2 separate regions of the Homo sapiens genome follow, and region 2 is linked to region 1. Evidence: read pairs that join two places in POLR2A ChIA-PET (ENCODE). Cell type or tissue: OCI-LY7. All regions are shown on one strand. Links, peaks and the distances in the headings refer to the core of each region. The heading gives the core; the rest is flanking DNA.

What was found. ChIA-PET counts read pairs that join two places held together with the same protein. Peaks named below come from ENCODE experiments on the same cell type or tissue, not always from the same donor. Only the 100,000 strongest peaks of a DNase experiment are listed, where the experiment ranks them.
Region 2: POLR2A ChIA-PET joins it to region 1 with 8 read pairs; 2 of 35 experiments call an interaction of 5 or more read pairs at or near these places.

The regions. Positions count from the first base shown.
Region 1 is chrX:33,180,235-33,185,625 of GRCh38, forward strand. All of the region lies in intron 1 of DMD (dystrophin), which reads right to left. Among named protein-coding and RNA genes, the nearest start is that of DMD, 29 kb to the right of the region's middle. In OCI-LY7, for the core only: no CTCF peak of the experiment used is centred there; a DNase peak (open chromatin) is centred at 3,277; H3K4me3 peaks cover 1,230 bases; H3K27ac peaks cover 3,585 bases.
Region 2 is chrX:32,412,892-32,418,282 of GRCh38, forward strand. All of the region lies in intron 29 of DMD (dystrophin), which reads right to left. Among named protein-coding and RNA genes, the nearest start is that of MIR3915, 170 kb to the right of the region's middle. In OCI-LY7, for the core only: no CTCF peak of the experiment used is centred there; no DNase peak of the experiment used is centred there.

The DNA.
Region 1 (5,391 bases), core at 167-5,166:
ATATTTATCACGCACTTTTTAAAGAAAATCAAACATGCTTCTGTTTATACAAATTTATTCCCATTCTAAATATTTATTTTACAAACAGAATACTTTCTTATATTCTTGGGCTACATGAATCATTATTATCAACAGAAGGGTGTCTGTCATTACAGGAAGCACAATACTTGTATACTTTTGAGGGTTACTCACACACACGCGCACACACACATGCACACACATACACACAGAGTTTGGGACCTACAAGACTTTATAATCTTATTATGCCTGCTACCCATTTCATCTTCTTCTTCACTGTTTGTCTTGTTGTATCTCTGTTCGTTGTGGCCTACCCACCCCTGCTCCTCTCTGACAGTTTTGGGTTGAACTTACCTGGCTCTGGTTCCAGGAGTGGGTGTCTGATGGAACCTGCCCAATCAGAACACTGTACTCCTGAACTAGGTTGATTGATTCAGGAATGTGTAGGTGATTTCTTCAGAGTCAATTACAAGTAATCCTAGGTCTTCTGTTGGAGAGAATGGTGTTTTCATTTTCTATTGGAATTGAGGTACAATGATATAAGTCTAAGACTAATAATGGGTCCCATATCGAGAGATAATGTCTAAGAGCTTTTTTTTTTTTTTTTTTTAAGAGCCTTTGAAAACACAGTGGAGAAAGGGTGAGAGAGGTACTGGGCTAGGTGACATCACTTGAGATCCCAAAACTAACTGTATCTGAAGTAAGTAATACCTCTTCACTTTTTCGTTACATGAGCAAAGGAAACTTTTTTTTTTCTTAAACTGGTTTGCTAGGTTTTTGTAAATTAGCAGAAATGGTGCTTACATACACACATATATGTATGTATGTATATTTTGGTTGAGATTAAGAAATAGAGACCTAGGTTCTAATGATATAACTGACTAAAGATAAAATTAATCCAATTATTGAAAGTTTCAGCACCTCAGTTGCCTCTTTAAACAATGAGTTAGTTAGATTACATGACTGACAGTTGTCTAGATCTAAAATCATTGGATCCAATCAATTGATTTTCATGAATGAACAAAGACATTTAAATCTGGAAGTAAGTTCTATTAAACCTAGTATCTTGATAACCCCAGGCCAGATAAAACTATAAAAAAAAAATGACTGGTCTCTATATCAGTCGATGGGCACCATTTTATAGTTAATTTATTTCAGGAACATGGCAGTTATAACACAGGTAACTATAGGACAAGCTGGTAAACCTCATTGTAGGTAATCACTGAGCTCAGGGAGGTAGCATGATGTGGTGGATAACAGCAAGGGATAGGGAAGGAGAAAGTTTGACTTTCAAAGTCTAATTCTAACTCAGAATTCTTCATCTGTAAAATGGGAACAATAATAGCTCTCTCACAGGCTTGTCCTAAGTATTTACTCACATAATATACACAAAGCTCTTATTACAGTACGTAGCACAAAGTAAGTACTCAAAATTTGCCATATGTCATTATTAGCTGCGGAGCTATTGCACTGACCAAGTGCTTGAAAAAACAAATCATTTCCTTTGGCGTGAGTGTTAATGCACAGAGGCTTTGAAAAATACTATGTGAAAGTCATTAAAAAAAGAAAACCTCTCAGCAGATTAGCTTCCTTCAACCTTTGTAAGATCCTGCTTTTGACGGCCAACCCAGTGCTTTCCACACTTTCTCACACATTGCCTGTTATTTCTGGTCAGGAAAATAAATAAATAAGTGCCCATCTGGCCAAGTATTTTTCCACCTTTATATGAACCAGAAATACCAATTGTTTCTAATGTGTATTCCCCAGATGCAATACTTATCCTCTATTTACAGCTAAGCCACTGATTACTGTGGAAAATATTGTCAGCAAACCATACCCCAAAATGTATTGCTGTGAAAGGGGAAAAAAATATTACAAAACAAAACCCTAAACCGAATCGATAACAGCACTCATGTCTTGGATAGATTTACAGAAAGAGAAGGACGTCGCTATTTTTATTTGCTAAGAGATGTTGCCTTTTTTTATATTAAAATATTTAAAGTTACTTCTCTGATTGATCTGTTTCTTTTGAGACATAATCTTGCTCTGTTGCCCAAGTTGGAATGCAATGGTGAGATCATGACTCACTGTAGCCTTGACCTCCTAGGCTCCAGTGATCCTCCTGCCTCAGCCTCCTGAGTAGGTGGGACTATAGGCGTGTTGTCACTATGCCTGGCTCATTTCTTTTCATTTTTTTTTTGTAGAGATGAGGTCTCACTCTGTTGTCCAGGGTGGTCTTGAACTCCTGGGCTCAAGGGATCCTCTCTCTCCTTGGCCTCCCAAAGTACTGGCATTATAGGCATGAGCCACCACACCCAGCCACTCTGATTTCTGAGTCTTAATCAAAGTAGCAAACTTATAAAGTAGTGATTTCATCACATGCCAATATTAACAAAGAAAAAGGAAGAGTAGAAAAAAAACTCCATAACTGATACTGTAAAATATTTTTCTAATTTGCATAAAGATATCAGTTCTACCCTAGTATATTTACAAGATATGACAATTCACTAACATTTACATTTTAATTCATATAACCAGTTTGTAAGAGAAGGAATCCTATCAAGGAAAATAAGCCTACAGAAAACTAACTTTTTGTGATAAAATGATTTTATAAAGCTGACAATAAGCATTTAAAGAAGTACTAGAACATGAACCTTTAACACATATCCAATCTACTGTTTTAGAAAAAATTAAGAATGAGTTTTTCTGCAAAAATGTATGCAACGCAAATTCTAGTTTAAAGCGGAATATCCTGTAATCTAATAAATATGGAGATGATTTTTTATAGTGATGTAATGGGCTAGATTGTACCTTTAGACTTATGGGAATAAAAATATTATTTCCTAATTTCAAAACTATTTTAAATCTTTTAAATTCTACTAAATTAAATAAGAAAATAAAATTTGAGTTAGCCACTCAAACAGGAGATTTGTTATTCTGATTTAAAAACAATTGCCTTTGGTAACAATCACTCTCAAACAGTTCGAGAAAAATATATGTATGTATATATTCATGGGCAAGGAGAAGGATTTAGAAAAGGAGAAAATTTTTCTAAGTTTCGGTGATCAATTGGAATGAAAGTGTGAAATTACCTTCAGCAGTGTTGTCAACTAAACTCAGCACTTTCTGTCTCAACAGGTGCACACTCAAGCCCACCAACTCTCAGCTATTTGTCAAAGCTAAGGAAAAAGATAGCCAGTCCCCACACAGCTGCGCCTCTGGCTGCCACTACAAAAGAATGAGGCTCGGCTATTTTTAGGTTTGGGGTAGGCAATCAGCCAAATCTCAGCAGCACCACAAGAGCATGTGCTGAGATAACTGAGACTTTAGAGTTGAACCAGGACTCCACCAGCCTCCCAACTTCCTGCCTAGACACCCAACCCTGTGTTCTCATTTCTGTGGTCACCAAGTCACCTGTGGCTTTCATCATGATCCGCGAAATCTACATTTCTGTGCTTTTCCCAGCTCCTCTCCTGTTACAACTTTCATTTCTTATCTCTAGACCTTGAAGCCATGAAATTTTCCTTATTAGTTCCTTTACTCAACAAGGAAAAAAAAAAACCTCAGAACACTCTGCAGCTGCTTCTATAAAGAAAGCAGTGTGGGTTTAATTTGTTTATAATCTGTCCTTCATTTCATTAAGCCTCTAAGTCATGGCCATTGCTACCACTGTGCTTAAAAACAAGAGAAAAGTGAATGCTTATAAAGAGTGGCAGGTACAATAACTGATGTACAAAGAAGGAAAACACAGATTACTGTGTTTTGATAGTTAAAAGGGAGCCAGAATAGGGAGCTAAGGAGTCTGATATCAATAGCGTACATTATTTTACCTTTGTTGAATGCTGATCCAGAAGGTTAATATGTCTAAGAATGTGCATTTGTGAAATTTCCCTATGTGCTAGCATAATCTCACTAGGTGTTGCATGATTTCCATGAGGAAAGCTGGGTTTTAGTGGAATAAATTATTCTACATTAGATTTTTTTGTCTTCTCATAACTGTTTTTTATTTGTAAACAAAAGTACATGCACACATTTACGGTATCCTCAGGTATTGCTATCAAAACAGTAATAAAATAACGCACTATTCTTTTTTAATGATTTTTTTTTGTTGTGAACTGACATGAGCTTTCATATACGAAATCCGATTTTGAAATATAAGGCACATTTATTTTGAAATTAATAGGGAATCTAGGTCAAACAAAGCAAAGCCAAACCTTAATTTTACAGAACTGTTCTACCTCTACAAAAAGTCACTCAAAACAATTGTTTAAATTGTGTGCAATAATTATCTTGAAAATGCATTTTAACATGTTCCTATAAATATAATTCCATATGACTAAGATGAAAATAATAAATAAAATAATAGTGGAATAAAATTGATACTTTATTTCCTATTTTGATTTTATCCCCATTATTCCAGAACAAATTCAATATGGCAGATAAATTGCAAGGATTTATTTTTTCTTTCTTTTTTTTTTTTTTTTTTTTTGAGACAGAGTCTCGCTCTGTCGCCCAGGCTGGAGTGCCATGGCACGATCTTGGCTCACCGCAACCTCCACCTCCTGGGTTCAAGCGATTCTCCTGCCTCAGCCTCCTGAGTAGCTGGGATTACAGGCATGCACCACCACGCCCGGCTAATTTTTGTATTTTTACTAGAGATGGGGTTTCACCATGTTGGTCAGGCTGGTCTCGAACTCCTGACCTCGTGATGCTCCCACCTCGGCCTCCCAAAGTGCTGGGATTACAGATGTGAGCCACCGCGCCCGGCCCAGCAAGGATTTATTTTCAGGGAGCCAGTATTATGCAGAGATCAGCCTGCTTTAGAAAATACAGTGTCTCTCATGAATGAGTGCACCATTTGCCAAAAATAATCTATTGTATCTTCTTCTCAGGCCAATAATTAAAAATGTATTATACTCCAAAGAAAAACGTAAATAAAAAAGACAATCCTGTAAAATTATATGGTTATTGTATCTCTACAAAAACGTTTTTAATATTGTAAAATATATTATTTACATAAATATGTAAACATTCAAATTGAGGAGCAAGTTTTAGAGTAGGGCTCAAAATCTCATATCTGCCACTTATTAGTTATATGGCCTTGAGAAAGTTACTTAAGCACTGTGCTTCGGTTTTGTTTTTTAATCTCTAAAATGGGAAGTATTCTTTCCTCATGATCTGGTTCTGAAAATTAAATGAGGCACAAATATTCACACTCCCCCAGGGTTCTCTAATCCTTTCCTTGATAGTGTATTCCCTCCGTTAGAAATCTCGTTCTCTTCTTTAACTTCAACTATCATCTATCTCCATGTAAGTGATTCTCAAGTATTTCTCTCTTAAGTCTAACTCTTTAGTTTTAGTCCTCCCCCACAA
Region 2 (5,391 bases), core at 199-5,198, 770 kb before region 1:
GCTTTAAAAATATTAGTGATGTCATTATTCTTCAGTGAAGCCAGCCTATAACACAGCTTTGCCCAAGTAAAACTACAGTTAAAGGCATCTAGACTAAGGCAAAAGAACAGGAAGTTTAGTGATGCTGCAGGAAGAGGGAAGGCTTTCCCAGTACTTCTCCCTGTACCATAAATTTTGACTCCATTAAGATTTTATCCTGGGCTTTCCTTTCTTCTCATTCTACCCATACCTTAACTTCAATTCCTCCTCACATTCTGACAACTCTCAACTCTACATCTCTCAAGTCCAGATCTCCCCTTGATCTCCATACTTGCATGTTATCTCACCCTATTGGACATCTCCTCATGAATATTCTGCAACCACCAAAAGCTAACACTCCCACACATGAACTCCTTGCATATACTCTTCTCACCTACTTCTCAACTCCCCAACTTGCTTTTCCTCCTTCTCTGTATTTTTTCCGGTTTCAGCGAAAAACAAATAATGATTCCCTTTATTAGATGTAATTCTAGATATTTCTACTTCCTCTATCATGTCCTTCATCATGTTGCATCTAATCAGTCAATCACTAATTATTTATTATACCTTCTAAATAGTTCTTGATTCCAATCTTTTCTCTCTCTCTCCATTGTCTTTACTCTAGTTAAAATCATTACTATATCTTACCTCAAATATGCTATCAGTTTCTTCACTGGCATTTTACTCTGCCACATCCCACCTGTAAAGCAGCTGCAATGTGTTCTCTCAATAACGAATTGGGGCTTCCTGTCTAAAATTCTCTAGTGATTCTTTACTGTCCTTCAAATAAAAGCTCTATTCTTTTTTTTTTTTTTTTTTTTTTGAGATGGAGGCGGAGTCTCTCTCTGTCACCCAGACTGGAGTGCAGTGGCACAATCTCTGCTCACTGCAACCTCTGCCTCCCTGGTTCAAGTGATTCTCCTGCCTCAGCCTCTCAAGTAGCTGGGATTACAGGTACCTGCCACCATGCCTGGCGAATTTTTGTATTTTTAGTAGAGACAGGGTTTCACCAATTTGCCCAGGCTGGTCTCAAACTCCTGACCTAAGATGATCCACCCACCTCGGCCTCCCTAAGTGCTGGGATTATAGGCGTGAGACATTGCGCGCAGCCAAAAGCTTTATCCTTAATGTGGCTTAAAAGTCCCTTCATAATATAAGTCCTGCTGGTGTCTTTTACTCCCTGCTCTAGCTATACAGAAATTTTATTTTTTATTTCCCAACCTACACTGTGGCCCTCTTGATTCTTGGCCTTAAACATGTTGTTCCCTTTTACTGGCATAATCTCAATTCTGACTTCCTTTTATTGGCTAATTTACATTTATCTTCTTAATGTAGTGGACATCTCTTCCAAGTGGCTACCTCTGGCACCTTCTAAGTTCAGGGAGGTAATTCTTGCATGTTCTTTGAATTTTGTATTTTTTTGATTTGACAAGTAAAAATTCTATCAAGTTAGAGCACGTAACATGATGTTTTAATATATGAATATGTTACGGGATGGCTAAATTAAGCTATTTATGCATTCCCTCACATGACATTATGTTCTTTCTTGCACTTTGTATGTGCCATAACATATTTAATCTCCCATTAATGGTCTGCATTTACTTTAGACTATCAACTCTAATGAGTTCAAGGATTACGGCTGTCCTGTTCATTGCTCAATACCAGTTCCTAGAATGAAGCCCAATAGCTTTATTTATGACTGGGTGAAAAGTATAAGGAGAAATTTTAATGAGAAAAACAGAAAACTTTAAATAGTCAAAGACGAAAATGGATTTACAGAAGAAATTGTAAACAAAGGTCACCACTGCTCAGAGATGTATCTTTTGGACAATAAATCTATCTGTTTTTGTATTAAAAGTGTCAGAATGGGGGTGGGACATTATTTGGAGAAAATTTTAATCTCTTTCTATTAAAATTCTGTATCCAAGATTGGTGACCGAGGCTTTGCCCTATATTCCAATTCAAACATAGCTTCCTTTTGTTCTCAGTCAAAATTTCAACTAAAATTTACATCAGGTAATTTACTATTTCAGATAACAGTGTTCAGGGCTATAATCAGAGCCTCTATTGCAGAGGAGACTGGCTGCAGCCTACCCACAGCTCTTCCAAAGAAATGGATCTCTAGTGATAAAATTTCAGCATTGTGACAGGTGGTTGGAGAAAACTTCCAATCACAGCGTGTAATAATTGCCTAGCCAGGTATTAAATTTGGTCCTTCCTCTGGCTAAAGGCAAAAACAGTGTACTCTACAAGGCACATCTGTAGATTTTAATTGTATAGGATGTAATATAGAATAACATTAAACCACATATCTAGCCTCAAAATTCTTTTTAGAAACCTAACTTTTTCTATTCATGAGATTCTATGAGCTGAAAGGAACAGTGTGGCTTAAGAAATGATGGCAGAGTTGACTTCGGGTGGGTTGGCTCTTTTCCTGGCCTGACAGTCAATAAGAGAGGCTGATTTACACAGATTCCTTGATTATCTCAGTCATTGAAAAGACCTCATGTCAATGCAAGCTTGCAGAATTCTTTCAACTAGTCATGGCATAAGCTGCCTTCTATTTCTAAACATCTGATTAGGCGCACCCTGATGGAATGTCAGGCTTATGAATTTTCTGACTTTCTGCCCGCTTGACCTGTGCTGTCTCATTGAATGAAGTTTGTAGAAAGTCTTCAACCATAATCTGATTTTTTGTTGTTGTTCCAGAATACTGTTCCGCTGTTGTTTTAAAATGTTATTTCATGTCTTTAGCTAATCCACTTAGCAGTAAGAGGAATTATATAGCTAGACAGAAACAGCAAATATAAGGAAAGTTAGAAAGACATCTTTTAATAACTGGCGATCAATGACAAAAATATAAAAATAGAAAACAATCCTAGTAATGGTTACCAAGAAAAACACATAATATATTTTAACCCAGTTTTCAATGAAAATTAAAACTAAGTAAAAGTTAACACAAATTAATTATTTTATATCTTTAAAGTACTATGGAAATATAAAATAAGTTTAAGAAAAAGTTTTAAGAGTTTAATGAGTTTTGCTGGCAATGTAAAGTCATCTCTACAATGAATTGACAGTTTCTCACATTTCCATTTTAAAAATAATGTACTAACCTTTGTACCACAATATTACAAACACATAAATCAAAGTGTAGCATGTCTAAGAAACTCTGGAAGAGAAAACTCTGCATGTGAAATAAAAAACCGAATATTGAAACCAAAAAATGTATTTAACATATGAATGCATGCTTTAAAAAGCCAAATTAGAAAAAAAATCATTTAATAATATTTTACAAAAAACACATTCATTAAAGGAGCTAGGTATCCTATACTATACTTATTAAACTCAATACAAAAAGCAATTTTACTGCATTTATGAGGTGATGGGTAAGCTTATGCTTGCAAATGGATTAAGAATGTGGGTGCACTGTTTACAATCATCTCGTAATAAGACACTTTTATTTTTGGTGTTTAAATACTCATCATTGTATTCATCATTGTGATGTAGACATGTAAAACATTTCAATTTCCAGCAGTTTTAAATATTTTCTTCTGAGTAAAGAAGGATTTTTGCCAATGTCAAAATAAAGCCCTCATTTTTATGAGTGATTTTAGTAGTAAATGAACTAACGAAAACTAAATCCCAAATTCCAATTCAAATAAAGCAAAGCAACGACAAAGTCTTGAAGTTTCTGCTTAGGGTAGTGCATTAATTGGCCCCAACCTGACTGTCCGTACCTTGCAGAAAGTAGAGCAATATGGAATATGTTTTATTTTATAGAAAGTGTCTTGGGATAGGAGTCCTGCAAGAGATGTGCTAAAACCAAATCCTACTCAACCTGCCCTTCAGAAACTACAGTGGAGACCCATGAGAGGACATTAATCTCCATTTGACAACCACGCTTCACTTCACAGAGTTTACCAGTCAAGTTTTCTTTCCCAGAGTCTCAACTTCAGTGGACCAAGCAACACTTGCTTCAGTGGATCAAGCAATAGTTCAGTGGTCCAACTATTTCCTTTTAGTGTTTCTTTTTTACCTACTAACAGGTTGCAATTTGTTCAAGTGCCAAGTACTAAGAATACTGGTGGGTGTATATCATTTTTGATAAACTATTTCCTCCTGACCTAACTCTTCTATTTAACTTAAGAGCAAGTGTGAAACTGTCACTATGGATATGAATGCATTGAATTCTATCTGTTGTCTTAGAATTTTGGGTATAGTCTTAAACTGAAAATAACAAGTAATAAGTCTCTCTCATTCTAAGAGATGGAAATAGCAGGGCATAGCAAAGGGCTTACAAAAGAGCTGGGAAAACTGGCCCTGCCTTTGTTGCTCCACCATACCCACTTATACTAAAACTCTCTGAAGGTTTTAGAAAGAATCGGTCTTCTGAATTCATGGCCCAGAGGGAGAGTAGGGATGGCTCCCTCTGTTTATTCCGTAAGGGGGAAAAGAAGATGGTACTTCAACCTTTTTGTCCCATGCAAGTAAGTGGAGCTCCAAGACCACTGATCACAGGGTCTGGGAGTCCAGAGTAGATAGGGATGACACCTAATTACCAACTCTGCTTCTGAAGATGTCTGCTTCAGAAATTATATGCCTACTTGATAGGTAAAAAATGAATGAGAAATGATACAGTGAAGAAGGGGGGCAGCCTGTACTCCCCAGTGCTTGGTGTGGCAAACGTTTCTCAATAGGTCAAGTGAACGTGGAAGAAGACAGCCATGTTTGAGCTATCTACCAGGAACACTCTTTATGGAGCAAGAGTACCTCAGGATCAAGAGGCTTGAAGATGTTTTTATAGAGCATATTTTCCTTCTTAAAGATGGGGAAAACAAAAGAGCTTCTGCAAGACTTCTTAAAGATCCCATACTTGTACCCCAAATAAACCCGAACTTTGTATCTCTGTTACACACACACACACACACACACAAATCATAAACTCAAAGCTACAAATAGCTAGTTAACAGGAGACATTTGCCTATTTTCCTTAACTCCTACTTCCCAAGACATTGGAGAATAATATAACTGAAGTGCAGTTAAAAAAAAAAAAAAGAAAAAGAGGCAGTGGAGGTGTAAGATGGAATCTAACCACACTTGCCTTCCAGAGAAAGTCTTTTAGACCATGGCTTAAGCTTGAGCTGGAAACAAGGAAGCATATTAAATTAAATATGACATTGAGATTTTAAGCTGAACCCAATTAGATTTAAGTCTTTATTACCTCAGAGGCCAGAAAGCAAAGGGATCTATTCATGGCGCCATCTACCTGGATGATGTAAAAGCATTTCATGTTTCTGATCTATCTGGCTGAAACTACGCATCAAACTACTAACACAGTCCACGAATTCAGCACTTACTCAAATAAAGCAA